Linked DNA regions of Homo sapiens: all the other regions are linked to region 4. The links are chromatin loops, found by intact Hi-C in ENCODE. Cell type or tissue: PC-9. All regions are shown on one strand.

Evidence for each region. Peaks named below come from ENCODE experiments on the same cell type or tissue, not always from the same donor. Only the 100,000 strongest peaks of a DNase experiment are listed, where the experiment ranks them.
Region 1: it touches region 4 in a loop (6-fold over the local background); 5 of 110 quality-filtered maps call a loop at or near these places.
Region 2: it touches region 4 in a loop (3-fold over the local background); 4 of 110 quality-filtered maps call a loop at or near these places.
Region 3: it touches region 4 in a loop (5-fold over the local background); 14 of 110 quality-filtered maps call a loop at or near these places.

Annotation. Positions count from the first base shown.
Region 1 is chr3:11,285,472-11,293,471 of GRCh38, forward strand. The region is part of intron 3 of ATG7 (autophagy related 7); the gene reads left to right. It also overlaps the pseudogene RPL13AP27. Among named protein-coding and RNA genes, the nearest start is that of ATG7, 17 kb to the left of the region's middle. RefSeq lists silencers at 1,156-1,288, 4,566-4,615 and enhancers at 3,107-4,306, 5,811-5,940. In PC-9, a CTCF peak has its summit at 3,331; DNase peaks (open chromatin) are centred at 2,690, 3,480, 4,010, 6,510 and 1 weaker place; H3K4me3 peaks cover 3,967 bases; H3K27ac peaks cover 7,970 bases.
Region 2 is chr3:11,202,646-11,210,645 of GRCh38, forward strand. All of the region lies in intron 1 of HRH1 (histamine receptor H1), which reads left to right. All of the region lies in intron 2 of LOC102723663 (a long non-coding RNA gene), which reads right to left. Among named protein-coding and RNA genes, the nearest start is that of HRH1, 52 kb to the left of the region's middle. In PC-9, CTCF peaks have their summits at 3,457 (motif pointing left) and 3,656; a DNase peak (open chromatin) is centred at 5,656; H3K27ac peaks cover 1,495 bases.
Region 3 is chr3:11,077,116-11,085,115 of GRCh38, forward strand. It overlaps LOC101927467 (a long non-coding RNA gene), which reads left to right. Exons shown (of 3, transcript NR_188517.1): 3 at 7,378-8,000. Among named protein-coding and RNA genes, the nearest start is that of SLC6A1-AS1, 62 kb to the left of the region's middle. In PC-9, no CTCF peak of the experiment used is centred here; a DNase peak (open chromatin) is centred at 3,556.
Region 4 is chr3:11,132,540-11,140,539 of GRCh38, forward strand. It overlaps a transcript of HRH1 not described here. Among named protein-coding and RNA genes, the nearest start is that of HRH1, 18 kb to the right of the region's middle. RefSeq lists enhancers at 4,064-5,263, 7,970-8,000. In PC-9, no CTCF peak of the experiment used is centred here; DNase peaks (open chromatin) are centred at 4,532, 5,032 and 7,942; H3K4me3 peaks cover 3,100 bases; H3K27ac peaks cover 4,193 bases.

The DNA.
Region 1 (8,000 bases), 150 kb after region 4:
CCTATTTTACTTCTTTATTCATGGATAACATACATAAAGTGCACTGATAGCAAATGTTTAGCTTGTGGCTTTTTACATAGGTATATGCCTTGTAACCACCACCCAGCTCAAGATACAGAATATTTCCATCTCCCCAGGAGCCTTCCTCGTGGCCTTCTCAAGTCAGTAGCTCCACCTCACCCTGTAATCACCATTCTAACTTCTGTCAGGTTGATTGGTTTTGCCTGTTGAACAACGTATAAAGCTGTGTGTGACACACAGCTTTTATCTTAATAGTAAGATAAAATTATTCTTACTATTTTATTTTGGAACAGTTTCAAACTTACAGAAATTCTACAAGAATAAGACAGATACCTTCTATTTATCCATCTCCCAGAGACTCCCATTCAGTTTTTGTCCCAATAATGTCCTTTTATAGTGGAGCATCATCCCAGGATCACACGTGGTCCCCAGCTGTCACGTCTTTGTGGTCTCTTTCAGTCTGGGACAGCTCCTTGTCTCCCTTTGACTTTTAAGACCATGGCACTTCTGAAGACTATAATCCTGGTCATTTTGTAGAATGTTTTTCAACTTGGGTTTATCTGATGTTTCCTCCCATGAGATCCAGGTTGTGTATTTTCATCCAAACACCACAGATGCTGTGTTCTTTCCATGGCATTCTATCAGATAGCACACAGTGTCTGTTTGTCACGTTGCTGCTGGTGTTAACTTTAATCTCTTCATTAAAATGCTATATTAATGACCAGATATTGTCACTAGTAGCTACCAGAATGCTTTCAGAAAGAAACATTTATTCTTGACTACTTTCATATGCAGTTGCATAAGGTTTTATTTGCACTGATTTGTGCATGCATGTTTCCTGCCCGCTAAGGTCTTAGTCCTGAAAAAACAATAATAGGTTTAGGGACCTAAGTTATATGGCATATCGTCGTATGTTCTTCATGATTCCTTACTCCATATTCTGTGGTAATTGGCTTCTGGGGTTTGTTCTCATAGTCATAGAAGTTTGGGTTATTTCTTGCTTTTGTTTCTTTTCGGGAGGATATCTATAGAAAGTTCCTTGTTTTTGTTTTGTGTTTTTTTTTTTGTCTTTTCTTTTCTTTCTTTCTTTCTTTTTTTTTTTTTTTTTTTTTTTTTGAGACAGGGTCTGGCTCGATCACCTGGGCTGGAGTGCAGTGGTGCCATCTTGCCACCTTGGCTTACTGCAGCCTTAATCTCCCAGGCTTAAGCGATCCTCCACCTGAGTCTCCCAAGTAGCTGGGAACACAGGCGCATGCCACCGCCATGCCCAGCTAACTTTTTAAATATTTTTGGTAGAGACGGAATGTTGCCCATGTTGCCCAGGCTGGTCTCAAACTCCTGAGCTCAAGCTATCCTCCCGCCTCAGACCCCCAAAGTGCTGGGATTGCAGGTGTGAGCCACCGCACCCAACCTTTTTTTATTATTATTATTATTTTATTTTTAAATTAATTTTTTCTAGAAATGGTGTTCTGCTATGTTGCCCAGGCTGGTCATGAACTCCTGCCCCCAAGCAGTCCTCCTGCCTCAGCCTTCCGAAGTGCTGGGATGCAGGTGTGAGCCACTGTGCCTGGCTGATAAAAGGTTTCTAAAATTCATCCTAGTAATGTTTGAGAGCCACTCACAAGGGATTAGGGACATTGAAAGGAATATGAGCCAGGATCTGTATTTGTAGAGTTTACAATCAAGTTTGGTGGAGGCAAACAGGTAAGCAAAGAGTTGAAAAACAATACCAAATGTCTAGGTGGCTTAGAGCCAGGAGTGATTAAATATAGCTGCCAGGGGAGGAGTATGAGGGGAGTGAAGACAGGCGAGGCACCTCTGAGAAGGCTTTCCTGAGCAGGTCACCTCTGAGCTGCTCTGTGAATGCCAGGCAGTCACAGAAGCAAGGTGAGGGAGAACAGGGAACACTTTTCAGACAGAGGGGCTGTGAGTTCTAGGCCATGGGGGCCTGAGAGCGGCTGCTAAGGAGCATCAAGTCAGAGGTGAGGAGTGACAGGGCCGTGGGGTAGAACTAGAAAAGTCGGAAGGCAGCAGCGGCGGTCTGGGAGAAAGCATAAGGAAACCATCAGAGGTGTAGTCATATGCCTGCTTAAGATGTAGAATGCTGCTGATGCAGTCTTTCCGGAACGTTATGAGCCTTAATAAATATCAAATGAGCTTCGTCTTGGCTTAATGATGCTGAGAGATGTGTGAATGTTTTGAGTAGACTGTATTTACCAGTTCATAAAGAAGTATTTGCAGCATTACAAGGTGCCTATTGCAGGCCAGCAGATGTGGCCTTAGAATCTGGCCTTCGCCCTCAGCGCCCTCACTGATCTTTACTGCCCTTTAAAAAGATTATGCCAAAAATATCAGTCTTCCTCAAAACAAAATATACTATTGGCACCTTCAAAGAATCAAAAGATAACAGGTTTGGAAGATCATTTAGTCCAGGAGTCAGCAAACTATAGCCTGTGGATCAAGTCCTGCCCGAGGCCTTTTTTTGTGCAGTCCAGGAGCTAAGAATGGTTTTTGCATTTTTTTAAGGGTTGTAAAAAAAATAAAATACACAGCAGACTGTTTGAGGCCTGCAGTGCCTTAAAATATTTACTATCTGGCCTTCTTCAGGAAAAGCTTGCCAGACCCTGGTCTTGTCTGACTGCCTGATACAGCAATCCTTTGTGCAGTATTACGTGGCAAATAATCATCCAATATATGCTTGAACACTTCTGCTAATGGAGAACTCATTATCTCTCTGATCTATTTCCTGTTTGGACAATTCAAGCTATTAGTAATTTTTAAACTGCTGAAATTTATCTTACTATATAGCATCCATCCATTGGCCCTTTGTGCGAAAAGAGAGCTATTATTTCATTTCAACCTTTACTGAGCTCTTAATATGATCCAGGCACTGTGCTCAGTCCTGAAGAAAGATGAGTAAGACATGGTGCTTGTTTCAAGGATCTCCCAGCTATGATTTCTTGGAACCAAAGCAGTTGAGCTGCTAGTCTTTTATCTCTCTCTTTGTCTTCTTGCCATTGGGTTAGGACTTTTTTCTTTAATTATTTTAGTTATTTCTGTATTGTTTTATATACATAATACAAACTTTAAGAGGCAAAAAAGGTCATGCAGTGAAAATAAGTCTCCCCACACTCCTCTCTCCTCACCTCCTAGCAGCTTTCTTGGGAGGCAACCGCCACTGCACATTTCCTGTGGGGATTTGATCTTAAAAAACAAAAGATTTAGATCCATGTGGACAGAAACTTTTGGTAAGTACTCATTCAGTGACATTTTCTGAGCTCCTACTTGTGCTGAGTGTGACTGAGTTTTATTTTCATTAAAGTCTGAAATTTGCACCAAGTTTGGGTGGTAGACACAGCCCCGGGGGATTGTATTGGTTAACCACACACGCTGCTATTTCAGTTTAATCTTGACTGAACTTCTTGGCTACTGCAGGCTTTCTTACACCACTAGAGTTCTTGCTCATTACAGTGTTGAATCCCTATCAAAACCTTTCCTGTTTAATTGGCAGTGACACAATCCCATCTTGTGTAACTCAGGATGTTTCACATCCTGAAATAGTTTGAAATAAAATTGAAACACACTTACATTGATGCCTATGTTAATTTCTTTCCTTGACTGTGTCTGAATATAATGTTGAAGTGTGATAGAAACAATCCTTTATCTTTCTAAGCTAAGCAGAGGCCGAAGTTTCACTTGCACTGTCCAGGGTTATACAGGCAAGCCTTACTTTTTCAGGAAGTAGGTAATGTTTGGATTTAGATTAGTGACACATGAATAACTCTGTCTATGACTCACTTCCCCCCAAATTCCCCTCCGACCATTACTTCTTAAATCTTCCCTTCCAGCTTAAGCGCTGTAGTGATGTTACATAGACGTGTATGTTCCTAAGTGATACCTTTACCATAGATTGTCCTGTTTAGGTATTTCCAGAAGATTCCTCATCATGCTGATGTTGCTTAAGACTTTTCTGTTTTCAGCCTGTCATGGAACGGTTTCAGCAGCTCAACATCAACTATATCCTCTTATGAAATAGGCCCTTGGATTCTGTTCAGAATTTCCCTAAGGCCAAATAAGTCAGAAAATATTTGAAGGATGTGCCTCTTATGCAAATTACTTTTGTGCAATCATGGATCACTGCAGCCTCAACCTCCTGGTGGGCTCGAGCTATCTTCCTACCTCAGCTTCCCGAGTTGTTGGGACTACCGATGCGCCCTGCAATGCCCGGCAAATTTTAAAACTTTTTTTGTAGAAATGGGGTCTCACCATGTTGCCCAGGCTCGTCTCAAACTCCTGGGCTCAAGCGATCCTCCTGCCTCAGCCTCCCAAAGAGTTAGGATTATGGGCATGGACCACTGCACTGGGCCTTTTTTTTCTCTCTCTGTAAAAGTAGTTTATTTGTTCTGTTTACAAAGTACAGGGAAGGAATAAGGGCAATACCTGGAACCCCTTTGGTCGCACATCTTCCCAGTCTATGCTTCTATAAATAACGTTTGTACAACAGCAAACTCATATTGTCCCCATGTGTTTTCTCACATCCTGGTAGCTGCAGTCTATAGTATAGACCGGGTAGGAAATAGATGCCTGATTCACAGGGTAGGGCTCCCCTCCAATTAGTGTTCCAGCTCACTTTTGCTAATATTGAAACAGAAGTAACTAGTTGTTCTTAAAAACTCTCTCATGAACAAGTAGGTCATAAGCAAATTATGTCTGCACAACTCCTAGAATTGTTTCAAATAACTTTATAGAAAGGCAGTGACTAAGGCCCTTTCCTCTTTCCCATCTTTCTAAGTCCTAGGCTGCCTTCATTCAGCACCTGGACTGCCGCCTGGGTCCCCCACATCCCAGCGCGGTGATGGAGGAGGGGCAGGCCAGGCCAAGCATGAGGAATAAGCTGTCTTTACTGGGCTCAGACCAGGAGCCCATGGTCTTGAGGAACTCTGTATTTATCAGTTTTCTTCTCCACGTTCTCTTCCACCTGTTTCTGCAGCCTCATGGCCTGTTTTTACTTTTGGTAGTGGATCTTGGCCTTCTCCTTCCTCTTCTCCTCCAGGTAGCTGTCACTGCCTGGTACTTCCAGCCAACCTCATGAACCAGCCACCCCCAGGTAGGCAGACTTTATTTTAGGCTTCAGACGCACAACCTTGAAGGCACCAGGAACCACTATCTGCAATTAATATACAAAATGTCTGTTATCTTCTTTTTTTTTGAGATAGAGTTTCACCCTTGTCGCCCAGGCTGGAGTGCAATGGTGCGATCTCAGCTCACTGCAACCTCTGCCTCCCGGGTTCAAGCAGTTCTCCTGCCTCAGCCTCCTGAGTAGCTGGGATTATAGGCATGCACCACCATGCCCGGCTAATTTTTGTATTTTTAGTGGAGACGGGGTTTCGCCATGTTGGTCAGGCTGGTCTTGACCTCCTTACCAAGTGATCCACCCACCTCAGCCTCCAAAGTGCTGGGATTACAGGCGTGAGTCACTTCACCCGGCCATGTCTGTTATCTTTTAAGTAGTCATCCTTAGTCGCTTTTACCCAGCTACCGAAGTGCTGTAGAATAGAGTTTTCTTTTTTGTCTTTGTGATTCTCTGGCACTGGTAAAATTCCATCTTGATGTCCTTAGCAGGTCATCAAAATTATGATGAAAACAAGTTACATTTGTCCTTGAAGAGAAAGTTGTGGATGACTGACATATGTAGGGACTTGATGATCTGTCACACAGAGGATTTTAGATGAAATCCTTTTGTACCACTGTCTGCAACTGTGTTGATTTCCTTCCACATTGGATGATAGCTCTGGCCAGGGCCTTTTTGTTTTGACTGTTGGAGAGGAGGTTAGCTTGTGAATAATTGGTTATTTTTTAGCATGTGTGAGGCTGATGGGCAGTAGAAAGTTCCTGAAAAGAAGTTTCTTCCTTCAAGGCAGTGTAATATAGTGACGAGAACAGGGGCTTTGAAGCTAGCAGACCCGGGTTATCATCTCAGCTCTACCACTTCCTGTGTGACTCTGGGCAAGTTACTTAAGCTCCCAGTGTCTCAGTTTTCTCTTCAGTAAAGTAGGCATAATCTTACCACTGGGGTTGTCAAGGGAATAACATGTAAACTGTTTAGTGTAGTGCTTGGTACAGAATGAGCATTTAATAAGAACAGTTACTAATATGACATTACTACTGCTGTTATTTAAATAGTTTTTAACAGTATTATCAAAACAGCAAGCACAGTTCATGGTGGTAAATGCCCTAATGGAAGTGTTCATCTGTCACCATTGAGAAGGGAACTGTTAATATCCACTGACTGTTACTGACAGCTTCATAAGGACCTTGTGAGATGAGAAGTACTTTTCCTGGTAGAGAGGGGAAAGGTTTCCTAGGAACATCAGCCATGCAGAAGATCAGGAAACTAGCAGGCTAAGGCTGCAGCACCTTATTCTCTGTGTAGTAAGGCCAGTAAGCTTTCGTTTGTTTGTTTAAACAAGGGAGCCACCTGTGCAGATCATTCCTGGTGGCAGTTTGTCACCTTGTTTGGAGGAGATGGGCCAAAGGCAGTGACCCGTGAGTATATCACTGCAAGAGCCGAGGTGTGAGATGATGGAGCCTGGCACGTAGCAGTGGGAATGGAGAGAAGGCAGGCAGACCTAGACAGGAAGCATGAAGTTGCATGAGGAGCATGGGCTTCAGAGTGGCGTGAATCTGGAAGCTGAATCCTGGTTCCCCTACTTTCCTAGCTGTATAGCCTTGTGTGAATTTATTTTTTTCTTTCTTTCTTTCTTTTTTTTTTTTTTTTGGAGACAGAGTCTCGCTCTGTTGCCCAGGCTGGAGTGCAGTGGCACGATCTCCATCTTGGCTCACTGCAACCTCCGCCTCCTGGGTTCAAACAATTCTCCTGCGTCAGCCTCCCAAATAGCTGGGATTACAGGCGTGCACCACCACACCTGGGTAATTTTTGTATTTTTAGTAGAGATGGGGTTTCACCATGTTTGTCAGGCTGGTCTCGAGCTCTTGACCTCAGGTGATCTGCCCGCCTTGGCCTCCCAAAGTGCTAGGATTACAGGCGTGAGCCACCACACCCAGCCTCCTTGTGTGAATTTCTTACTTCTTGGAACCTCAGTTTCTTCCTCTATAAAATTGGAGCTATTCCTTAGGGCTTCTGAGAGAATTGAATTCCCACCACACCCAGCCTCCTTGTGTGAATTTCTTACTTCTTGGAACCTCAGTTTCTTCCTCTATAAAATTGGAGCTATTCCTTAGGGCTTCTGAGAGAATTGAATTCACACCACACCCAGCCTCCTTGTGTGAATTTCTTACTTCTTGGAACCTCAGTTTCTTCCTCTATAAAATTGGAGCTATTCCTTAGGGCTTCTGAGAGAATTGAATTCAATTGAACAACCCTTGCTGCTGTGCCTAGTTTTGGTCTGTGTTCAGTAACTGTTAACCTTCATCTCATTCCAGAGGACTGTTTAAGGTTGAGCTTCTAGGAATTAGTGCTTTATTGCGTTGAGAGAGAGAAAAATTGAAGATGACTTTGAAATTTCTTCCTTGAATTAAGGTGATACTATTAAGCAAACTAGGAAATACAGAGAAAGGGGCAGAATTTAGGGAAAATATATGTTGAATTTTGGATTTGTTGAATTTGAGATTCTGAGGAATCTAAGTCCTGGCTTTAAAGGACACTTAAATATATGTTTAGAGGTTAGAGCTAGAAGTACAGTCCTGAGATTCATTGGCATACAGACAGAACTTGTTGTAGAAAGTGAATGATTTGGCCGGGTGTGGTGGCTCACGCCTGTAATCCCAGCACTTTAGGAGGCCAAGGCGAGCAGATTGCTTGAGGTCAGGAGTTTGAGACCAGCCTGTCTAACATGGTGAAACCCCATCTCTCCCAAAAATATAAAAAATTAGCCGGGTGCGGTGGTGCATGCCTGTAATCCCAGCTACTCAAGAGGCTGAGGCAGGAGAATCACTTGAACCCGGGAGGTGAAAGTTGA
Region 2 (8,000 bases), 70 kb after region 4:
TGAAGATATAGAGATTTACATGTACCCTCTGTCCTCACATATGCACAGTCCCCTGCACTGTCAACATCCCCACAGAGTGGTGCATTTGTTACCACGGATGAGCCTACATGACACATCATTGTCACCCAGAGCCACAGTTTCCATGAGGGCTCCCTCTTGATGTTGCACTTTCTGTGGGTTTGGACAAATGGATAATATGTATCCATCATTCTAATACCGTGCATTTTTTACTCTCCTAAAAATCATCTGTGATCTGCCTATTCATCCCTTCCCCTGCCCAAATCCTGCTAACCATTGATCTTTTTACTGTTTCCAAAGTTTTGCCTTTTCCAGGACGTCATACAGTTGGAACCATATAGTACGTAGCGTTTTCAGATGGGCTTCTTTCACTTAATAGTATGCATGTCAGTTTCCTCCATCTCTCCCCATGGCTTGATAGCTTATTTATTTTTAACATTGAATAGTATCTCATTATCTGGATGAACCATAGTTTACCCATTCACTTACCAAAGGACATCTTACTTGCCTCCAAGCTTTGGCAATTATAAATAAAAATAAAGCTGCTTTAAACACTCGTGCAGATTTTTGTGTAGACACAAGTTTTCAAGTCTTGGGTAAACACCAAGGAGTATAATTGCTGCATGGTATGGTAAGAGTATATTTAGTTTTGTGAGAAACGGCCAAACTGTCTTCCAAAATGGCTGTACCATTTTGCCTTCTGGCTTCTCAATTAATTATTTCTTTCAAGGAGCATGCCTTTGGTATTGTATCTAAAAAGTCATTGCCAACCCAAGGTCATCCAGGTTTTCTCCTGTGTTATCTTCTAGGAGTTTTATAATTTTGGTTTTATGCTTAGGCTTATGGTCCATTTTGAGTTACTTTGTCTGAAGGGTGTAAGGTCTGTATCTAGATGTACTTTTTTGCATGTGGATGTCCAGTTGTTCCAGCACCATTTGCTGAAAAGAATTTTTCTCCATTGTATTGACTTTGCCCTTTTGTCAAAAACAACTTGACTGTATTTATGTCGATTTATCTCTGGATTCTGGATTCTGTTCCATTACTCTGTTTATTGTTTCACCAATACCATATTAATTACTGTAGCTTTATAGTAAGTCTTAAAGTTGGGTAGTGTCAGTCTGCCAACTTTGCTCTTCTCCCTCAATATTGTGTTGGTTATTCTGGGTCTTTTGCTCTCCATATAAACTTCATAATCAGTTTGCTTATATCCACAAAATAACTTGCTGGAATTTTGATTGGGGTTGCATTAAATCTATAAATCAAGTTGGTAAAAACTGACATCTAGACAATATTGGGGGTTCCTATCCATGAACATGCTGTCCTTTAAGCTACCTATATGCCTGCTTCTAACTTTTCCTTAATTGAAAGGAATGGGAGAATAGGTATCTCATTCGTCAAACACCTACTGTGTGCCAAAAATCATTTAATGATTTCACAGCACCATAAGGATGAGATTATGGCTCCCACTTGACATTCGCTGAGGCTCAGTGGGATGTTCATATCCATCCATTAAACAGACATGAATGGGACCTACTATGTGATAAGCCCTGAACCAGGAGCTGGAGATGCAACAGAGAACACAATAGAAGTGTTCTCTGCACTCATGGAGCTTACTGTCTGTGGGAGAGAGAGGGACACATATTAAATAATCCCATAGATAAATGATGTTAGGAGAGTTTATTCTGGGGCTAGGGAAGGCTTCCTGGAGACAGTGCTGTTTGAGCTGAGATTGGAAGGATGAGTAGGTACTAACCAGGGGTCAGGTGTTCCAAGCAGAGGGAATAGCACTTGAAAAGCTCACAAGACAGGAAGGAGCTTAGAGCCTTCCCAGGACTCAGAAGTGTGTATGGCCAGAGCATGGAAGGGAGGATGAAATAAGCTGACGCTCACTGAATCACCGAAGGGGAAGGCCGGGATCAGCTCTGCACAACCTTGTAGGCCTCAAAAAGGGAGGGCATGGAGAAAGAGAACAAACTACGTGTTAGGTGCTTTACCAGGTGCTAACACACACGCGATCACCTTTGATCCCTGCAGCTACCCCATAGTAAATGTTATCACCATCTCCAATTTACAAATGAGAAAACAGAGGCTCAGAAAGGGTCAGTCCTCCACTGGTCAGAGGCAGAGGCAGGCTTCCCAAAGCTTGATTCCAAATCCCATGGTCTCCTCAGTTCAGGAGCCTGGATGTACCAGGTGCAGTCCCCGCTGGGTAGCGCCTGGCCCCTCCTTTCCCAGATGCGAGGTTTCCTGCAGGGAGAGCCCAACCAGGCTCCCTCCAGCCCCACGTTTTTGGCTTCTGGCCTGTCTCTGTGGCATCCTTGCTTGAAATCAGAGAGAGAAACGTGGGGTCTGGTAATTGTATTCCATTAAGCCTAATTAAGATGCAAATTTGCACAGTTAATGAAGAAGGCAATTTGGAAGCAATTTCGCCAGTGACACAGGACTCTCATCAGCGCGGCTGTTCTTGGTAGGTAGGTCTGAGGAGATGGGAATGTATGCACTGCCACCCACCAGGCTGCATCTGGCCAGTCTCCAGGGAGAAATTCTTCCTTCTGGAGAAGGACAACCCACCCTAAATAGAACGCATTGTACGGAAACTGCTTGCATCATGTGATCCCCTGTGTGTAGATCATCCAGCTCTGGACCCCTGGAGTCCCACCTGTAGGCTCTGCCCTGCCCTGGCCTCTTGATAGGGGCAGGAGGGCCTGAAGCAGTTCTCTGGAAACAGACTGCCTGGGTTCAAATCCCAGCTCCACCACTCACTAGCTGTATGTCCTTGGGCAAGTTTTTTAACTTCTCTGGGCCTCAGTTTACTCCTCTCTGAACTGGGATAACAACATCAACTGAGAAAGGCTGCCATGAGGCTGAAATTGAATTATGCATGGGAAGTACTCAGCAAGCGCATGGCACATGAATGATGTACATTTTCATGAGCTCTCCCAGCACCCCATGTTTCGCATGGGCAAGAGCTCTGTTCCCCAGCCCCCAGGTTCACAGGTTTTCTTTTTTTTTTTTTTTGAGACAGTCTCGTTCTGTTGCCCAGGCTGGAGTGCAGCGGCACTATCTCGGCTCACTGTAACCTCCGCCTCCCAGATTCAAGTGATTCTTCTGCCTCAGCCTCTTGAGTAGCTGGGACTACAGGCATGCGCCACCACACCCAGTTAATTTTTGTATTTTTAGTAGAGATGGGGTTTCACCATATTGGCCAAGCTGGTCTTGAACTCCTGACCTCGTGATCCGCCCGCCGCGGCCTCCCAAAGTGCTGAGATTACAGGCGTGAGCCACCGCGCCTGGCCCACAGGTTTTCTTTTGCTGCTATCAGATGGCTGCCATTTGGGGCTGGACCTTCCCCAGGCCCTGGATGTCTGAGGTCTGTCTGGCTTGAAGCTGGGGCACACCCGGCAGCTGGGCTCTTGCATGGATTGCCACCTGGTGGTTGGCTGTTTTCACATCTTTGTTTTTTTGTTTTGAGACAGGGTCTTGCTCTGTCACCCAGGCTGGAGTGCAATGGTGCAATCTCGGCCCACTGCAACTTCTGCCTCCCAGGTTCAAGTGATTCTCCTGCCTCAGCCTCCCGAGGAGTAGCCGGGACTACAGGCACACGCCAACACGCCTGGCTAATTTTTATATTTTTAGTAGAGACAGAGTTTCGCCATCTTGGCCAGGCTGGTCTGGAACTCCTGACCTCAGGTGATCTGCCTGCTTCGGCCTTCCGAAGTGCTGGGATTACAGGCGTGAGCCACCACGCCAAGCGTGTTTTCACATCTTTGTATACCAAAGTTGGCCTGCTGGCCTGGACTTCCTCCCAGCACTTGACTCCACTTCACTGGCCCTCCACTTCAGTGGCCAGTGTTGTTTCTAAGTGAGTTACTTAACTGACGTCATTGTTATTATAGCTAAGATTTGTGGACTGTTCACTGTGCCAGGTGCTTTACCTATAATTATGTAATTTCATCCTTACAGCAATTTATAGATGCAGGGACCAAGGCGCAGAAAGGAAGAGTGACTTGCCAGGGTCATACAGCTGGCAAGGGGTGCCCCCGGAAGTCAAACCCTCTGTGCCTGACTTCCAAACTCATTGTTAAGCCTTCTATTCAACCTCTTCTGTAGTTCCCAGGCACCTGTGCCTGGCACGTGGAGCAAAGGAGATGCAGAGACCACCGTCTGCACCCTCGAAGGGCACAAGGACCTGTGGAAAGGGACAGACAAGGGAAAGTCAATGACGGAATAGGGTGGGAGAGCTGAGGAGGGGGAAGCTGGAGGAGGAGTGTGGGGAGGTCTGAGGAGGGCTTTTGTCTTATCGGGGTGGAGTCAAGGAAGGAGGGATTACAGAGAAGGGCACACTCGGTCTGAGAGTTGAAGGACGGATGGAAGTCTCTGGAGGTTTGCAGTGGAATGGGCTTCAGGGAGGGCACAGCAGGTGCAGTGGCATGGAGGTGTGAGATACTGGGGTATATTGAAGTTTGGGGTCTGAGGGTTGATGGTGGGCAGGGGGCAGCAGTGGGAGGGGAAGGCGGGAAAGGTAGACAGAAGCCAGGTCATGCTCAGCCCTGAAGGCCAGGCTCAGGCAGAACTTACTAGAGGTTCAGAGTGATGGGTCCTAGAAACAGGCTGACCTGGGCTGGGCACGGTGTCCCACGCCTGTAATCCTAGCACTTTGGGAGGCCAAGGCGGGTGGATCACGAGGTCAGGAGATCCAGACGATCCTGGCTAACACGGTGAAACCCCGTCTCTACTTAAAAAAAAAATACAAAAAATTAGCCGGGTGTGGTGGCGGCGCCTGTAGTCCTAGCTGCTCAGGAGGCTGAGGCAGGAGAATGGCGTGAACCTGGGAGGCGGAGCTTGCAGTGAGCCGAGATCATGCCACTGCACTCCAGCCTGGGCGACAGAGCGAGACTCTGTCTCAAAAAAACAAAAGAAAGAGGCCGACCTGAACTGGAGCGTGAGGTCCTTCGCTTACTTGCTGTGTGATCTTGGACAAGACCCTTGACCTCTGTGAGCCTTAGTTTCTTTTTCAATAAAATGGGGTCATTCAAAAAGCTTCCCTCCTAGGGTGATTCTGAGAAGGTGTGCAAGAAATTTCAGCTCAGTCTTTGTACATAGTGACCCCTCCATCAACAGAACTACTCCCCCTACTTGGAGGCCCTAGGGAGCCACTGCAGGATCAAGGGAGAAGAGCGGGCATCCTTGTGTACCCAGCGGGCCTGTCTGGCCCATGCCCCAACATCTGTCAGGAAGGGCGGGCGTCATTGACCACCAAAACTGGGTCAATGGGTAAATAAAAGGAAGAGGTTTTCCCACTAAGATGTTTATCACTTAGAAGCAAGAGCAGACAGTCTTTCCACGCAAGAGCAGGATGAAGAATTTAAAACTGTGTTTGCCAAACTTTCACACTCCCCTTTGCCATTTTCTCACATCTCTTTCCTGCCTGTTCTATTATTTCCTCAACACTTTTCTTTAAAGCAATTTTAGATTGACTCCAGTTTTTTCTTTTTTTTTTTTTTTTTGAGACAGGCTCTCACTCTGTCACCCAGGCTGGAGTGCAGTGGTGCAATCTTGGCTCACTGTGACCTCTGCCTCCCAGGTTCAAGTGATTCTCATGACTCAGCCTCCCAAGTAGCTGAAATTCCAGACATGTACCACTGCGCCCAGCTAATTTTTGTATTTTTTTGTAGAGACAGTTTCGCCATGTTGGCCAGGCTGGTCTCCAACTTCTGAGCTCAAGCGATCTACCCGCCTTGGCCTCCCAAAGTGCTGGAATTACAGGCATGAGCCACCACTCCTGGCCACTCTAGTTTTTTGTTTTTTGAGGGTTTTTTTGCTTAGCTTCCTAACACAATACTATCTGTTAAATCAAAAGTTTGAAAAAATATCACTTGAAATCCTTCTACCAAGATAAAGCCACTGTGAACAATCCAGGGAATATTTTTGTAGACTTTTCTGCAAGCATACACACCCATACATACGATGTTACAGAAATATGATTATGTACCGTTTTGTCATCTTCTTAATTTGACAAACTATTATGGACACTTTCCCATGTCAGCAGAGAAAGCCACATGATTATTAATCGCTGTATACCATCCCGGTGTTCTTGTGTGCTAACATGGGACCAGTCCCGTAATGACTGCTGTTTATATTGTGTCCCACTTTCCAGTAATAAAAATAACACTATGGTGAACATCTTTTTGTACCCTGTGGGATGAAAGATTCTCAGAAGTAGAACTGCAGAGCCAAAGAATATGTACATTTTAAAGATTTTGAGTAAAAGCTACAAAACTGCCCACAGAGAGTAATAATTTGCATCACCCCAGCCATGAGATGCCAGTTTCCTTCACCCTCAACTGCCTTGTATTGCCCACGTAGATGCTAAAATCTAAACAGCCCAATCAAGAAATACTTATTAACAGAGAGATTTGAACATAATTGATTTGTGATGGTAATTTTTTTAAGAGTCTTGCTCTGCTGTCCAGGCTGGAGTGCAGTAGTATGATTATAGCTCACTGCAGTCTCAAATAACTGGGCTCAAGCAATCCTCCCACCTTAGCCTCCCAAGTAGTGGGGACTACAGGCTTATGCCACGATGCCTGACTAGTTTTTATATTTTTTGTAGAGGTAGGTTCTTGCTCTATTGCCCAGGCTGATCTTGAACTCCTGGCCTCAAGTGATCCTCCCGCCTCAGCCTCCCCAGTACTGGGAATCCTAAATACTGGGATTATGGGCATGAGCCACCGCACCTAGATTGTGATGCTAATTTTTAATTGCCTAGAGATTCTTGACTCTTTTCTTTGTACCTTTAGTTTGATAATAAAACTACTTTGGATCTGTGTAATGGAATTAAATGTATCGGTGGTTCACAGTGTTTGGCTAGTAGACCTGACTTCCAGAATCACTACTGTTTTAGTTCAGGCTGCTATATATAACAAAATGTCATGGACTAGGCAGCCTTAACAGCAAACATTGATTTCTCACAGGTCTGGTGGCTGGAAGTCTGAGATCAGGGTGCCACCATGGCCAGGCTCTGGTGTAGGGCCTCTTCTCGCTTGCAGGTGGCTGCCTTCTTGCTGTGTCCTCACATAGCAGAGGACTGATGACTTATGGCTCCATTATTTTGGTGAATTAGTACTCTATTTTACAGAGGAGGGAGCTGAGGCTCAGCTAGTACAGGATGAGGCTCGGATGTGGAGGTGAATTCTAATTGCTTGCTCATCCTTATTCTGCTGTGCTGCCGAGATAGACCCTGAACTTCTGGCATTAGGGACCTTGTCTTGCTTGTCTCTGGATCCTATCCCAGTGTCAACACAAGTTAGATCGCATCAAATGCAGTTGTCGTGAGACACAGTGAAGACCTTGGCATTAAATGACTTAAGTTTGAATTCCGCCTCTTCCCTTACTGGCTGGGTGACTTTGTCATTGGTTTTTATATCTCTTATGTGGAGTTAATAGGGCCACATGCAGTGGCTCATGCCTGTAATCCCAGCACTTTGGCAGGCTGAGGCAGGCAGATCACTTGAGCCCAGGAGTTCAGAGCAACCTGGGCAACATGGTGAAACCCTGTCTCTACCAAAAAAGATACAAAAATTAGCTGGGCATGGTGGTGAGTACCTGTGGTCTCAGCTACTCGGGATGCTGAGATGGGAGAGTTGCTTGAGCCCGGGAGGTCGAGGCTGCCGTGAACTATTGAACGTGCCAGTGTATCCAGCCTGGGTGACAAAACGAGACCCTGTCTCAAAAAAATAAATAAATAAATGGGGTTAATAATCCCGACCTTGCAAAACTACTCTGAGGATAAAATGAGATGGTGTGTACACCCAGTACATAGTAAGCACTAAATAAAACAGCTATTGGCTGGGTGCGGAGGCTCACACCCGTAATCCCAGCACTCTGGGAGCCCAAGGCAGGCGGATCATTTGAGCCCAGGTGTTTGAGGCCAGCCTGGGCAATGCGGTGAAACCCCATCTCTACCAAAAAATACAAAAATT
Region 3 (8,000 bases), 55 kb before region 4:
AGTGGTATCCCCATTTTACAGATCAGAAAACTAGGGTGGGAATCTCCTGCCAAGCCAGTCAGTGGCAGAGCTAGTGTTTGAATCCAGCCTTCCTGATTTCAAAGTCGATACTCTTGCTTCTCTAATAGTTGCCTGTCTTGGGTAAATGACAGACAAGGACCCAGAGACCCCAGAGTCCTGCTGGTGTGAGGGTTTGGGAGCACATGTGTTGGCCCACTCTACTTGACACAATCCATGGCCCACTACACTTGGCACCTATCTGGCAAGGCTCACACCTGCACAGATACACAAGCAGAAAAGCTTCCAAAATTGTTCATGCATGCATGCATGTTGGACATGTAGACACATCCAAAGGAAGTGTACACACAAACAGCCTCACATGCACACACGGATGCCTGAACACACATATTCACCAATATAGACACATATGTCTGCAAACACATACGCAGGCACACACTGGTATATACATGGAAGCAGATGTAAAATTAATTGTCTTCCTGGTCCTGAGTCATCACCCCTCCACATACCCACTTCTTTTGACATATGACTTTGCAATTCCTCTCTTCTGAGAGGGAAGATCTATTTCCCCATCCACTGAATCCAGGCTTGGCAGTGTAACTTGCTCTAACCAATGCAGTATTAGCAAATATGATGCAAGCAGAACCTTGAAAAAGTGCTTGTGTGGTTCTGCTTCTGTCTCTTGGTCCTTGCCATCACTGTGAGAACATACTTGGGATGTAAAGGAGGAGACACCTGGTGCAGAGGCAAGGCACCTCATTTGCCCCAGCTGAGGCCATCCTAGATCAGACAGCCCATGGCCAACCACCAGAAGTGGGAAATGAGGCTGGGCGCAGTGGCTCATGCCTGTAATCCCAGCATTTTGGGAGCCCGAGGTGGGCGGATCACAAGGTCAAGAGATCAAGACCATCCTGGCCAACATGGTGAAACCCCGTCTCTACTAAAAATACAAAAATTAGCTGGGTGTGGTGGCGTGTGCCTGTAGTCCCAGCTACTCAGGAGGCTGAGGCAGGAGAATCGCTTGAACCCGGGAAGTGGAGGTTGTAGTGAGCCAAGATCGTGCCACTGCACTCCAGCCTGGGTGACAGAGCGAGACTCTGTCTCAAAAAAAAAAAAAAAAAGCGGGAGACTAGCTAGCTAAAACCAGAAGAACAGCCCAGCAGAGCCTAGCTGATTTGTGAGCCAAATAAATATTTATTGTAGTGTGCCACTGAGGTTTTGTGCCACTAAAGTTCTGTGGTTGGTTGTTACACAGTATCTGCTCTACTGATAGATAACTGATACACATCCCCAAACTGATACATTCCCAAAGGGTAATTTATCATGGGAGAAGGCCCTAGCTATGTGTTTACCTGGTCACATGGTTTTGTAAAACTCACAAAAGTAAAAATCTTTAAAATAATAGCTTGATTGAAATATAATTCACTTACTATAAGATTCACCCTTTCGACGTGTACAATGCAGTGATTTTTAGTATATTCACAAAGTTGTACAACCATCACCATTATCTAAGTCTAGAACACTTTATTCATTCCTAAAAATCAACCATTAGCAGTAACTCCCCATTTCCTTCCTCCCTGGCAAACACTAGTCTTACTTTCTGACTCAATACATTTGCCGGTTCTGGGCATTTCGTATGAATGGAATCATACAGTTTGTGGCCTTTTGTGTCTGTCTCCTTTCATTTCACATATGTTTTCAAGATTCATATGTGTAGTAGCAGGTATCAGTGCTTCATTCCTTTTTTGTAGCCAAAGAATAATCCATAGTTTGGATATGCCACATTTTGTTTGTCCATGCATCAAATGATGAACATTTAGGACAAGCAACACATTCTATCCGCAACTGGTTAAGACTCCTAGCTCATTCTACTCACACTTCCCCTCATGACAGGTGGCATTTGGGGAGAGTTGACTTGGTGATACATTTAGTTTGAGATCAGAGCATATATGGATGTGGTTCACCACCTCTTCCATATATAGGTTATTATTATTCTGGCTCCTATGGTTTGAATATTTGTCCCCTCCAAAACTTGTAGTAAAACTTAATCCCTAATGTGGCAATATTAAAAAGTAGAACCTGTAAGAGGTGATTGGGTCATGAGGGCTCTGCGATGGGTTATTATGGGGGTGGGACCGGTGGTTTTCTAAGAAGAGGAAGCAAGACTTGAACTGGCACACTCAGCCCTTTTGTCATGTAATTAAAAAGCGGAACCTGTAAGAGGTGATTGGGTCATGAGGGCTCTGCCCTCATGAATGGATTAATCCATTCAGGGATTAGTGGATTAATGGGTTATCCTGGGAGTGGGGCCGGTGGTTTTCTAAGAAGAGGAAGAAAAACTTGAACTGGCACACTCAGCCCTTTTGCCATGTAATGCCCTGAGCCACTTTGGGACTCTGCAGAGAGTCCCCAGCAGCAAGAAGCCCCTCACCAAAGGCAGGCCCTCAACCTTGAACTTCTCAGCCTCCATAAATGTAAGAAATAAATGATTTTTCTTTCAGGTATTGTGTGATAAACAACACAAAATAGACTAAGACACTGACATAGCAATGACCTCCAGAATAGCCCTATTGCCCCCATGCCAACTTGCCCTGCATCATGACATGAAGGAGTGAGGCCTATGGCTGTACCAAAATATCTCAGTGTGTGGTCTGGTGCCCAGTACCAGAAAGGTGTGGGCCAAAGAAGAGAAACAGTGTTGGAAATGGACAGAGCCAGAAATGGAAATGGAAAATTATTCAGATCATCACAGACAGTATTATAACTGGATTCAGTTCTCACTGACACCTAATCGAAAAAATTTTTTTTTCCATTTGGGCATATGCTTGATAATGCAGCATATCCCTAATAAGGTAACATATAGCATTATAAATATACCATACATTTTTCTTTTTGTGATGGAAAACATACAAAATTGAATTTATCAGAATTCTTGAGTCTGTAGGAGCCAAACCCAAGGCTGTGCTGCAAGAAGCAAGTATGTATATGAAGTTACATCTTGTGCATCCTAACTCGTGGTGAAAAAACGAATTTCAGTCGACCGTGTCAGAGGAAAGGCTGACTTATCATTCTTTTCTCTATTAGAAAAGATTATTAAAAATCATAAACATATGAAAAGTATATAGCAAAACTACCATGAAATGCATTTCAGAGGGTATCAGGAAGTTAATTAACACATATGTCATTTTTCTAGATTTTGCAGTGTTTCTGACCCTTGTCAATTTTTTAAAATTTTGTAACATTATGATTTCTTTTTAAATTCTAAATATGCATATGCATACCTAAATTAGGATTGATAATTTTGAAATCTTTTCCTTAAAGAGGGTCCCCCAAATTATATCAACTGAACCCCCTTCACTGCAAAATGTGGCTCCCTCCTGATACACACACCAGTGCATGCACACACATACCTATGCACCCCCAAGAGCCGACGCTGCCCAATGTCAGGGATGGAAGAGGAATCACAACTCTGCCCTTAGGCGGTGAGTGACTTCTTTGGTCATAAATAGAATCCCACCCTTGAGAAACTGCAGAGCAGCTCAGAGACACACCCTACCACTGGCTCATCTTGGACAAACAACACAATTGTTTTTGCAGGCTGTGGTGCTCTGCCCTACCCAGACACCTCCCATCCATAAGGCCCAGCCCTTCCCTCTCCCTCCGTCCTGGCTTTTGGAAATCTTCAGCAGCCCTGTCTGCCTCCAGAATGATCTCTTCAGCTACTCCATACTCAGGGTATAAATCGAGGAAGAAGAACTCTTTTCAGGGGAATATTTGTGAAAGCAATGCTTATCCCTAAGGAATAAGCCACTGATGGTGGAGTTTTGTCATGGTGAAGGATGACAAATGGAAATATTTGTGGGAACTGCAGCCTTCCCACCTCACATATTTTGGGGGGCTCCTTCTCTCTCTCTCATTTTCTGTGTGCGTTTTGACTTCACTCTTCTTTCTGCTTCTGGCTGCTTGTATCTGCTTGGCCTCTACACCACAGGTCAGCACACTTTTTCTAGAAAGGGCCAGACTGTAAGTATTTTAGGTTTTATAGGTGACACAGTCCCTGTTGCAACTACTCATCTCTGCCACAGAGTGAAATCAACCCTAGACAACACTCAAACAAATGAGTTAAATCAACCCTGGACAACACTCAGACAAATGAGTGAAATCAACCCTAGACAACACTCAGACAAATGAGTGAAATCAACCCTAGACAACACTCAAATGAGTGAAATCAACCCTAGACAACACTCAGACAAATGAGTGAAATCAACCCTAGACAACACTCAGACAAATGAGTGAAATCAACCCTAGACAACACTCAGACAAATGAGTGAAATCAACGCTAGACAACACTCAAATGAGTGAAATCAACCCTAGACAACACTCAAATGAGTGAAATCAACCCTAGACAACATTCAGACAAATGAGTGAAATCAACCCTAGACAACACTCAGACAAATGAGTGAAATCAACCCTAGACAACACTCAAACAAATGAGCACAGCTGTGTTCCAAGCAGGCCAGAATCAGCCCACAGGCTGGACTTTGCCAACCCCTGTTCTAGACTTTAAGCTCCCTGAGGGCAGGGCCTGAGTCTGTCTGTTACACCACTGAATTCCTAGGGCCTAACAGCATGCCTGGCATGGATTGAGTGCTCAGCACATATCAGCTGGCTGTGGCTCTCTGTGTCTGTCAGTCTGTCTTGTTTCCTTCTCTGTCCCCTCCATCCATGAAAACTCACTAAGCCTCAGCTTTTCAGAAATGAACCACCTGCTCCCAAGCGAGTCAGACAATGAAAACAGCCTCACACTCTAGCAATCTGCTGCTTGGCGCAGCTCTCACAGGGCATTTAGGCAGTGAAGGGAGCCTAGCACTTAATTCAGCCTCTCTCAAAGGGCTCAACACCAACCTGGGAGAAGCATGAAGATGGAGAGGCTGAGGGAACCTTTGGAGGGCAGGGCTGGTGTCTCTGCAAGATGGACAGCCGCCTTGCAGGCACACCATGCTGCTGCTTCCCTTGCACACAGCCCCCAGTCCCTTTCTCCCTTCCTGTCATCCTTCATGCACTCATTCAATATTTACTGAGCTCCAACACTGTGCTAGAAAATTAGCCCTAGCACAGACATGGAAATCCCTCCCCAAAATAACTTGTTAACAAATAAATTAATGATCAGTTGGACAAAAGAGTGTTTAGAGGTAAGAACTGGTTCTGCTGGCAGCAAACAGGCATGTTTTTCTTTCTTTTTTTTTTTTCCAAGATAGAGTCTTGCTCTGTCACCCAGACTGCAGTGCAGTGGTGCGATCTCGGCTCACTGCAACCTCCGCCTCCTGGGTTCAAGCAATTCTCCTGCCTCAGCCTCCTGAGTAGCTGGGATTACAGGCACACACCACCACGCCCGGCTAACTTTTGTATTTTTAGTAGAGACAGGGTTTCCCCATGTTGGCCAGGCTGGCCTCAAGCTCCTGACCTCATGATCCTCCTGCCTCAGGCTCCCAAAGTGCTGGGATTATAGGCGTGAGCCACCGCAACCGAACAGGCACATTTTTTCTGAGGATAATCACCCTGAGATCTCTCAACAAAGGGAGGCATTAGAAAATGACCAGAGTCATCCCCAGTGTCATCCATAGGGAGCCCAGAACAACCTCACCCCAGATTCTGCCCCAGAGCAGGAGGCTGTTCCAAGGGCATGGGGTAGTAGGCACATTAGAGATGGGGACATGAGGGCCAGTGGCAGAGTTGACTGTCAGAATCTCACCACCACGATGTCCAAAGTGAAGCTGAGAATGCTTCAGAGAAGATGATGTGATATAGACATGTGTTCTTGATTTTTTGCTATGACTCCAGCGTAGTCAGTTGCCTCTCCTAGAATTCACAGTCCAGGTGCGGCCAGCTGCCATTTTCACTGCAGTATCAGCTTCACTGGCTCCAGAAGCCACGAGGACAAGGGTTTCATTTGTCTTTAGTGCTGATCAACACCAGTGGCTCGGTTGATTAGCATAATGACTGTTAAAAATAAATGAGTTTTCAGAGGTGAAATCAGTGGCTTGTTAGCCAGCTTAATGGATGCTGGAAACAGGCACTTGTTGATAAAATTAGTGGGATTCAGAATACACAGCTCGGTTAAAATATTTTAGAGGCACTTCCTCCCCTGGCACAAATTAGGTGTAAGAATCCAGCAAGCCCCAGGGATGGCACTTCAGGCTGCTCCCTGGTAGGTCCTGGGTCCAGCCACTGGTTAAGGGTGATTCTGGCGGGCACAGTGGCTCACGCCTGTAATCCCAACACTTTGGAAGGCCGAGGCAGTCAAATCACTTGAGGTCAGGAGTTTGAGACCAGCCTAACCAACATGGTGAAACTCCATCTCTACTAAAAAATACAAAAAATTAGCTGGGCGTGGTGGCAGCCGCCTGTAGTCCCAGCTACTTGGGAGGCTGAGGCAGGAGAATGGCGTGAACCCAGGAGGCGGAGCTTGCAGTGAGCCGAGATCGTGCCACTGCACTCCAGCCTGGGCAACAGAGCGAGACTCCGTCTGAAAAAAAAAAAAAAACTTAGCAGGGCATGGTAGCATGCACCTGTAATCCCAGCTACTCAGGAGGCTGAAGCAGGAGAATCTCTTGAACCCGAGAGGTGGAGGTTGCAATGAACCAAGATTATGCCACTGCACTCCAGCCTGGGCAACGGAGCAAGACTCCATCTCAAAAAAGTGATTCTGGTTGCCTGATGTGGCCTGTAACAGTCACAGAATGTGACTCTGGAATATTCTTACGTCTGCCTTGAATCTGCTGAGTTTAATAAATACATGTTGCATGAACTGTCTGGGACCTGCTTGCTCATAACAGTTGCCTACTAAATGTCTTTGTGGGGGCAGAATTCTGTCCACAACTTGCTTTCATGTGAACCTGGTAGCAAGACTAGGGGAAGCGGCAGGTCCTCATTCACTGCTAATTGTTGGCTAACACCGCTGGCCACCAAGGAGAGCCTGGAGTTGTGCATTTCAGATTGGCTTAGGTCTTTTTGCAATAATGGCTCAAGGAGTCACTGGGCCTTTAACCAGATCTCCTCACTCCCGGCCACTGCTCTGTCTATGTCATTTGGGAGGGAACAAAATGCAGCTTACCACCTCCCTGCAGGCATCTTCCCTCCAGCCCCTGGACTTGGCCCCTGGCCAGAAGCTGTCAGCCTGGTGCACAGGATAGTTCAGGGAGAGTAGACAAGGGTGGGGAATGCCTCGGGCTTCCTAAATTTCATTAGAGTTATGCCATGCATTCCTTTTTTGGGGGTTTCTGTGGGCACCAAAAGGCTTTCTAGAGCTGGCTCACATGACCCAAACCCCAGGCCCAGGCAGCCTTCTGTCTTCCATAGGTGGTCTAGAGATTTCCTGCCTTCTGAAGCTTGTCTGGGAGGCAGGAAGACCACGGCGGAGGAGAAAGGAGCACTTCTACACACCTCCTCACTGACACCCCTGCCTGCCTTTGTCAGACCTTCGGAGGAGGCACTCCATGGAGAAAGGGCTCCAGCTGACACTCTGAGTTGTGCAGCGTGGGGTGGGGTCCGGAAGATGTACTATTCCAGGAAACGATTCTACTCCAAGATGGGGGGGCCAGCAGAATCGCCCAGGCCAGGCTGTGGCAGATGAGCCGTCCCTCTTACAGGCAGGTGAATCGGGAGCTGTCCCTCTGCCTGGAATACTCCCCTAAGGCCCTCCACAGTTGCATTGAAAATGTCACTTGATGCAGCTGACTCATCTGGGCCTGAACTCTGGATGGGCTGGACGACTGCCATTAGGTTCCTTTGACTGGAAGCACACTGGGAGAGGTGCATGGGCCTCCCTTGGTGATGTCCCTTGTCCCTTTGCATGGACACTACCAGAAGGCCGTCTGTCCCTTCGTCAGGTGGTCGCAGGCATAGCCAGTCCAGCTGCCCACAGGAACGACCGTGATTGCAACCTTTATGCTGGCTTTCCTCATGCCTGGTGTCACCTCCCC
Region 4 (8,000 bases):
AGATATAAAGGAAGGCATGGCAATCAATTGGAAGAGTGGATGGGTGGATGAAAGAATGAATTTGTCTATGCCCTGGTTTGTGTCACAAAGGATTTGAGGTGCTTATAGTACAATTTAAAAATAAAATTTTAGCACTCTGTCTGTACCTGGCTCTGTTCTAGGCCCTTGGAATACATCAGTGAGCAAAAGATAAAGATTATTCCCCTTGCAAAGCTTATATTTTAGCTGCATGAGGTAGACAATGAACAATAACCATAATAAATAAGTAGATCATGAAATATGTTAGAAGGTTAAGGGCTAAGAAACAAGAGAAAAGTGCAAGGAAGTGAGAGTGGGAAAGGCAAGGAGGTGGAGGTGGGATGCAAGTCTAAATGGGGAGGTCAGGGAAGGCCTCGTTGAGAAGCTGAGCAAAGAATTGAAGGAGGTGAGGGAGGTGCCTGCAGAGAGCAGGGCTTGAACTGCCCAGGTGGAGGAAAGGCTCGGAGTAGACACGTGCTGCTGTGTCTGAGGGGCCATAGCAAAGGAGCCAGAGTGGCTGGAGGAGCAGAGAGTGAAGCGGGGAGTAGGAGGGGGCCAGAGGTCAGGGGGTGGCCAGGTCCCATAAGGCCTTGTAGGTGATGGTGAGGACTCTATGCCAAGTGATATGGGAGCCATAGAAGGGTGTTGAGCAGAGGAGGGCTATGATCTGGGGTATATTTTTAAAGGATCCCTCTGGCCACTCTGTTGCAAATCAGTAAATCATAGGAGGTCAGGGCAGAATTAGAAAGAGGCACACAAAATTTGTCCAGCTGAGAAGGGATGGTGGCTCTGACCAGGAGAGAAGGTGGTCAGAGTCTGGATATATTCTGAAGGTAGATCCAATCTTCATGGTGGCTTGGGTATGGGGTGTGAGAGAAAGAAGACAGTCAAGTTTAATGCCAGGGTTTTTGTTCTGTGCAACTGCAAGAAAGGAATTGTCATCAACTGAAACGAGAAAATCTGGGGTCAGGTCAAGGGGTAGAGAGGAATTGGGAGTTTAGTTTTGGACAGAAGGGGTTTAGGTGGGCATTGGCTACCCATTGGAGATGTCAAAAAACAGTCAGAAGCCAGGCGCAGTGGCTCACGCCTATAATCCCAGCACTTTGGGAGGCCAAGGTGGGCAGATCACTTGAGGTCAGGAGTTTGAGACCAGCCTGGCCAACATGGTGAAACCCCATCTATACTAAAACTACAGAAATTAGCTGGGCATGGTGGTGGGCACCTGTAATCCCACTTACTCGAGAGGCTGAGGCAGAAGAATCATAGTGAGCCACGATTGTGCCATTGCACTCCAGCCTGGGCGACAGAATGAGACTCCGTCTCAAAAAAACAATAAAAATAAAAACAATTGTATTATTAGTCAGAATTCAAGTGAGAGGACGAGGCTAGAGACGTAAATGTGAGAGCCACATGTAAATGATATTGCAAGCAATGAGACTGGGTGAAATTACCAAGAGAGTGAGCACAGATGGATAAGAGAAGAGGATGGAGAACTGAGCCTCGGGTCATCCCAACATTAAGAGGTTGGGGAGAGGAGAGAAAAGACAGACGGTGAGACCAGTGAGGTAGTAGGAAAACCAAGAGAGCATGAGGCCTGAAATCAAACAAAGCAAGGGCAGTCAACTGTGCCAAGCCCAGTAGGACAAGGACTGAGACTTGACCATGGATCTTGCCATGTGGAGGCCATTGGTGACCTGGATGAAGGGCACCAGTAGAGCAGTGGGAGCGAATGCCTGATTGGAATGTGTTTAAGAAAAATGGGAGGGAGGAACTGGAGAAACTGAGGACGGACAGCTCTTTGGAAGAGTTTTGCTGCAAAAGGGAGAGTGGTGGTTTGTGGCTTGGTGGCCCACAAAGAATCTCATCTCTTGGTATTCAAGTCCTTGTGCAGTTTCCTCCCCTTGAATCTGGGCTCTCCCTGTGATTTGCTTTAACCAATAGAATCTGGCAGAAGCAACACTGTGTCAGTTCTGACCTAAAACTTAACAAGGGTTTTTGTTGGTGGTATTGTTGTTGTTATTTCAAAGATGGGAGAAATAGTAGCATTGTGTACGCTTGATGAGAATGATCCAGAGGAGGTAAAAAATGATGCTGTGGCAAGAGGGACAATCGCTGGAGAGATGTCCTTGAGCAAATGAAAGGGGCAGGGTCTAGGGCACAAGTACAGATACATAAGTGCACCATCAATTCATCTCTAGTGAAGCGTGTGGGTGGAGATGCTGGTGGGCGGGGAGGTGTGTGGTGGGGTCTCAGGACATTCTGATTGCTTCCATTATCTCAGTGAATAGGAAGCAGACAGGACAGGAGAGGAGGCATTAAGGGTTTAGGGGAGGAGAGGAGTCAAACGGTCCCTAGCAGAGCTGGAGAGAGAATGACTAGGGAGGCAGAGTATAATTGCTAGGCAGCATTGAGAGTGCTCTCAACATTCAAGGTCATGACTCAAGTGAACACAGTCAAAATGGTTGTGAAACACCATGTGAAAAACATGGCTTTTCTCTAGGCATGTTCTGCTGCATGGGGGTAAGGCAGGGTTGGCAGAAAGTGGGATACATTATGACCAGAGTGGTGGCTTAGCCAAGCAAGTTGGAAAACATCGATAATAAATGAGGAAATAAAGAACCTGGGAACATGTAATTCAGATTAAAAGCTCAAGACCAGGGGCAAAATTAGAAAGCAGAGGGAGGGAGAAAGAAGGAGAGGGGGAGAGAGTAGAAGAAAAAAAAGAAGGAAATGTGGTCATGTTTTACATTGGTTTTTGTTTTGTTTTGTTTTGTTTTTGAGAGAGACAGAGATAGAGTTTCGCTCTTGTTGCCCAGGCTGGAGTGCAATGGTGCGATCTTTGCTCACCGCAGCCTCCGCCTCCTGGGTTCAAACAATCCTCCTGCCTCTGCCTTTGCCTCCTGAGTGGCTGGGATTACAGGCACCTGCCACCACGCCAGCTAATTTTTTGTATTTTTAGTAGAGGCGGGGTTTCACCATGTTGGCCAGGCTGGTCTAGAACTTCTGACCTCAGGTGAACGAGGCCTCCCAAAGTGCTGGGATTACAGGCCTCGTGAGCCACCATGCTCAGCCCTACATTGGTATGATTAGATAACTGTGCCTCAGTGTGCATGAGTTCCAGATCTTGTACAGAGAAAATGTTTTCATAGGAAGGGTAAGGAGGGGCCTGAAGCAGACATGGAGGTGACAACTGAAGCACCTCCCCCTGTCTCCACCCCACCCACAACAAAACCAGCTTTTTTTTTTTTTTTTTTTTTTTTTTTTTGAGACAGCGTCTGCTCTGTCACCAGGCTGGAGTGCAGTGGCATGATCTCGGCTCACTGCAACCTCCACCTCCTGGGTTCAAGCGATTCTCCTGCCTCAGCCTCCTGAGTAGCTGGGATTACAGGTGCCCACCACCACACCCGGCTAATTTTTTGTATTTTTAGTAGAGACGGGGTTTTGCCATGTTGGCCAGGCTGGTTGCAAACTCCTGACCTCAAGTGATCTGCCTGCCTTGGCCTCCCAAAGTGCTGGGATTATAGACGTGAGCCACTGTGCCCGGCCCTAAACCCAGCTCATTTTAAACATTGGTTTCAATTCCATTCACCCTATGATGGAGCATCCTGCCCCTCCCCGACAACTCCCATACACCACTGAGCCTCCCCTACCCCAGGTGCCTGCAAGCCCCTCAGAGACCAAGGCTGTGTGCCAGGGCTTTTCTCTCCCAGAACATCCTTGATAGCCACATTTAGAAAACAGTCGCCAGAATGGCCTCTGTATTGCCAGCAGTTTGGCAGTGGGAAAGCCAGCTTTTGGCTTCCAGACAGGAAAAGCAAGGCGTGCTGACCACACACAGCCTGCACCTCAGTGACCCTCTGGCCAGAGGCTGCCTTAGGATTCTGGGAGGAGAGCTAGACCTGGTTCCCTGCAGCAACACCTTGGGAGGTTAAAAAATACAGATGACTGGGTCTCTACCCCAACCCAGCAGTAGGATCCAGGGATCCTTATTTCTAACAAACTCCCCCGATGATTCCAACACACGTCAAGGCTGGAAGCAACCGATTCGTTTCTTTGGGCCTCAGTTTCCCCATCCAACTTAAAACTCACACAGGAGTCTAGATAATCTTCTTTGAGCCTCACGGCCATCTAAAAAAATGTCATTGTTCCCATTTTTGAGATGGGAAGAATGGAGGTTTATAGAGGCAAAGGGATGAAGGGGTGGGCCACATGGTCATTAGTCTTTTTCGGCGCTGGGGTTTGAAGATCCTAAGACGACCTAAGGAAGGCAGCTGAATCCGCCTTCCAAACCCCTGGGGTAGACTCAGGCTCTCACACACCCAGGAGAGTCATTTCTAGGCACATCTTCTCGGGTGACTCATGAGCACCAAGGCAGGCCTGTGTGTCCAAGCGCCTGCACAGGCAGAAGCGAGGCTCTTTCCCATAACCGGAACCCTTACCGTGCCCCTAGCAAACTCCCAGCTCCTGCCTGACAAGTTACTGCCTAACCCGTGACTTATTTCGGGAATCCCTGACGCATTTCTTTACCGTCCCTCATTTCAAAGCACACCATGCCGGCAGCACTTGGAGGTGGTATGTGCTGGGAAACTGACCAACAGTTTAGTCAGACTGAGTCACTTCAAGGAGGGGAGTGGAGACAGCAGTGGGTGCCAGATGACACGGAGCTGTCGGCTTCCGTGTGCATTTTCTTTTGATAGTAGCCGTAGAGAAGTTGTCCGCCAGGCAGCCCTCAATGGGATTTTTCATTTAAGAAAAATCACTCTGCTCGTGCACTGATGGAGAAATGAACTACAAGAAGCAAGCCCTGAGGTCTGGAGACAGGAAGCTACTGAAACCAGCCAGGTGAGAGGCAATTACCGCCTAGACTCCGCTGGGGCGTGGGGAAGAGAATGGAGGGGTGACGGGCTCTGGGGGCTGATTAGATGCTGGAATGATGGGGGACGAGTCACCAGGGACTGAGGTGGCTGATTGGATGCTGGAGTGATAGGGAGGAGTTACTGTGGGCTGTGGTGACTGATTGGATGGTGGCACAAGGTGGGAGGAGTCATCATGGGCTGTGATGGCTGATTGGATGGTGGAGTGATGGGGGAGGAGTCCAGTCAGCCCCCAGTGTTCTGGCTTGAGCGTCTGAGTTATTGATTGAGTCCTTCTTGAGGATGGGGAACAGCGACCGGAACGGACCCTGTTATCTTCAGATTCACATCCTCCACGCCTGGCACATAGCAGGCCATCTGTAAAGGTACTGAGGTACTAAGTTGTCCTCTTGAGTGAGGCCACTGATACACTTTCTTTTGTTATGGCGGGAGAGTATCTGGTGCTCTGGCTGAGGAACTAAGGTCCCTACCAGCCCAAAAGGAGCCCCAGTGTAAATTAGAAAAAGGCAGTACCCAGAGAATGGGAGAAAATATTTGCAACTCATATAGTACACCTGATACAGGTGTACTATCCAGAATACACAAGGAACTCTTTTTTTTTTGAGACGGAGTCTCCCTCTGTTGTCCAGGCTGGAGTGGAGTGTCGTGATCTCTGCTCACTGCAAGCTCCGTCTCCCAGGTTCACACCATTCTCCTGCCTCAGTCTCCCAAGTAGCTGGGACTACAGGCGCCCGCACCACGTTTGGCTATTTTTTTTTTTTTTTGTATTTTTAGTAGAGACGGGGTTTCACCGTGTTAGCCAGGATGGTCTCGATCTCCTGACCTTGTGATCTGCCCGCCTCGGCCTCCCAAAGTGCTAGGATTACAGGCGTGAGCCACCGCGCCCAGCCTAAACAAGGAACTCTTACAACTCAACACACACACACAAAAAACAACCCAGCCAAAAAATGGGTAAAGGACTTGAACAGACATTTCTCCAAAGATATACAGATGGCCAGCCACAATGAGGTACCACTTCACACTCACTAGGAGGGCTATAAGAAAATGGACAATAACAAATGTTGGCAAGGATGTGAAGACATTGGAGCCCTCAAACATTTCTAGATGGAATGTACCACGGTGCAGTTACTTTGGAAAACAGTTTGGCAAGTTCCTCAAAAAGTTAATCGTGGGATTACCATATGATCCAACAAGACCATCCCCTGGTATATACCCAGAAAAATGGAAAACATCTGTTCACACAAAAACTTGTACAAGAATGTTCATAGCTGAATTTTTTTTTTTTTTTTTTTGAGTGCAGTGGCATGATCACAGCTCACTGCAGCCTCCATCTCCCAGGCTCAAGCAATCCTCCCACCTCGGCCTCCCAAGTAGCTGGGACTACAAGTGTACACCACCATGTCCGCCCAAATTTTTCATTTTTTATAGAGACAGGGTTTTGCCATGTTGCCCAAGCTGGTGTCAAACTCCTGGGCTCAAACAATCCTCCCACCTCAGCCTCCCAAAGTGCTGGGATTACAGATGTGAGCCACTGTGCCTGGCCATAGCTGCATTGTTCTTTTTTTTTTTTTTTTAGAAAGAATTTTGCTCTTGTTGCCCAGGCTAGAGTGCAATGGTGCGATCTCGGCTCACTGCAGCCTCTGCCTCCCAGGTTCAAGTGATTCTCCTGCCTCAGCCTCCCAAGTAGCTGGGATTACAGGCATGCGCCACCATGCCCGGCTAATTTTGTATTTTTAGTAGAGATGAGGTTTCACCATGTTGGCCAGGCTGGTTTCGAACCCCTGACTTCAGGTGATCCACCTGCCTCAGCTTCCCAGAATACTGGGATTACAGGAACGAGCCGCCCGCCTTTTTTTTTTTTATTTTGAGGTGGAATCTTGCTCTGTTACCCAGGCTGGAGTGCAGTGGTGCAATCTCGGCTCACTGCGACCTCCGCCTCCCGGGTTCAAGCAATTCTCCTGCCTCAGCTTCCCGAGTAGCTGGGATTACAGGCGCCTGCCACCACGCCCAGCTAATTTTTATATATTTGGTAGAGACAAGGTTTCACCGTGTTGGCAAAGCTGATCTAGAACTCCTGACCTCAGGTGATCCGCCCACCTCAGCCTCCCAAAGTGCTGGGATTTCAGGCGTGAGCCACCGTGACCCGCCTGTTCTTAACAGCCAGTGGATATAACCCATATGTCCATCAACTCATGAAGGGATACACAAATTGTGGAATATTCACACAATGCGATATTATCGAGCCATAAAAAGGAATGAAGTACAGACACATACCACAACATGGGTAAAACTTGAAAAGTTTTAATGCCAAATGAAAGAAGACAGTCACAGAAGACAGCAAATTATAGAACTCCATTCATATGAAAGTTCAGATTCATGGTCGCCAAGAGATGGGGAAAGGGGGGGAATTAGGAGTTATGGAGTTGTTTTTTGGGATGATGGAAATGTTCCGAAAACTGCTAGTGGTGATGGTTGCACAACATTGTGACTATACTAAAAGCACTGAACTTTATACTTTAAAGTGGTTTAAATGGTAGATTCTATGTTATGTGAATTTTAGCTCATAAAAAAAATTTTTTTTTAAAGAAAAGAAATAGGAAGCATTCCTTCTGGGCAGGTGCAGCCTTGCAGGCACATGGCTTAGTAAACAAAGGGCCGTCCGGATTTCAGTCCCTTTTGGCCTAGTGCCCATGTACAGTGAACGACCCGCGCAGCTGTTCTTAGCTGCCCTGCGATGGGACATAAAAGCTTCTGCCCACATTTGGACCTCTATCCACCCCATCTGACAGAGAGAAGTAGTGAAGATTGAATGCATTTGCTAAGGCTGGATGAAACCCCGCCCCTCCCCCAAGGAGAACTAAATCACAGGAATGATTTTCACCCAAGAAGCAAAATAAGCGCCTTCCTCCCTCCTTAGGCGTGGCAGTTGACTTTGGCCCCAATACCAAGACCTCTCATTCTGCACACACCCTCCAGCTGCAATTCCACCTAACACACCAAGGCTCTTCCACACACCCAGGCTTTCTCATTCTTTCCACTCCAGCTATGTTCACCTCTTTGCCCTCGTACACCCTGGGAGCCCCTAGGGACTCACTCTGTTTCCTCTCA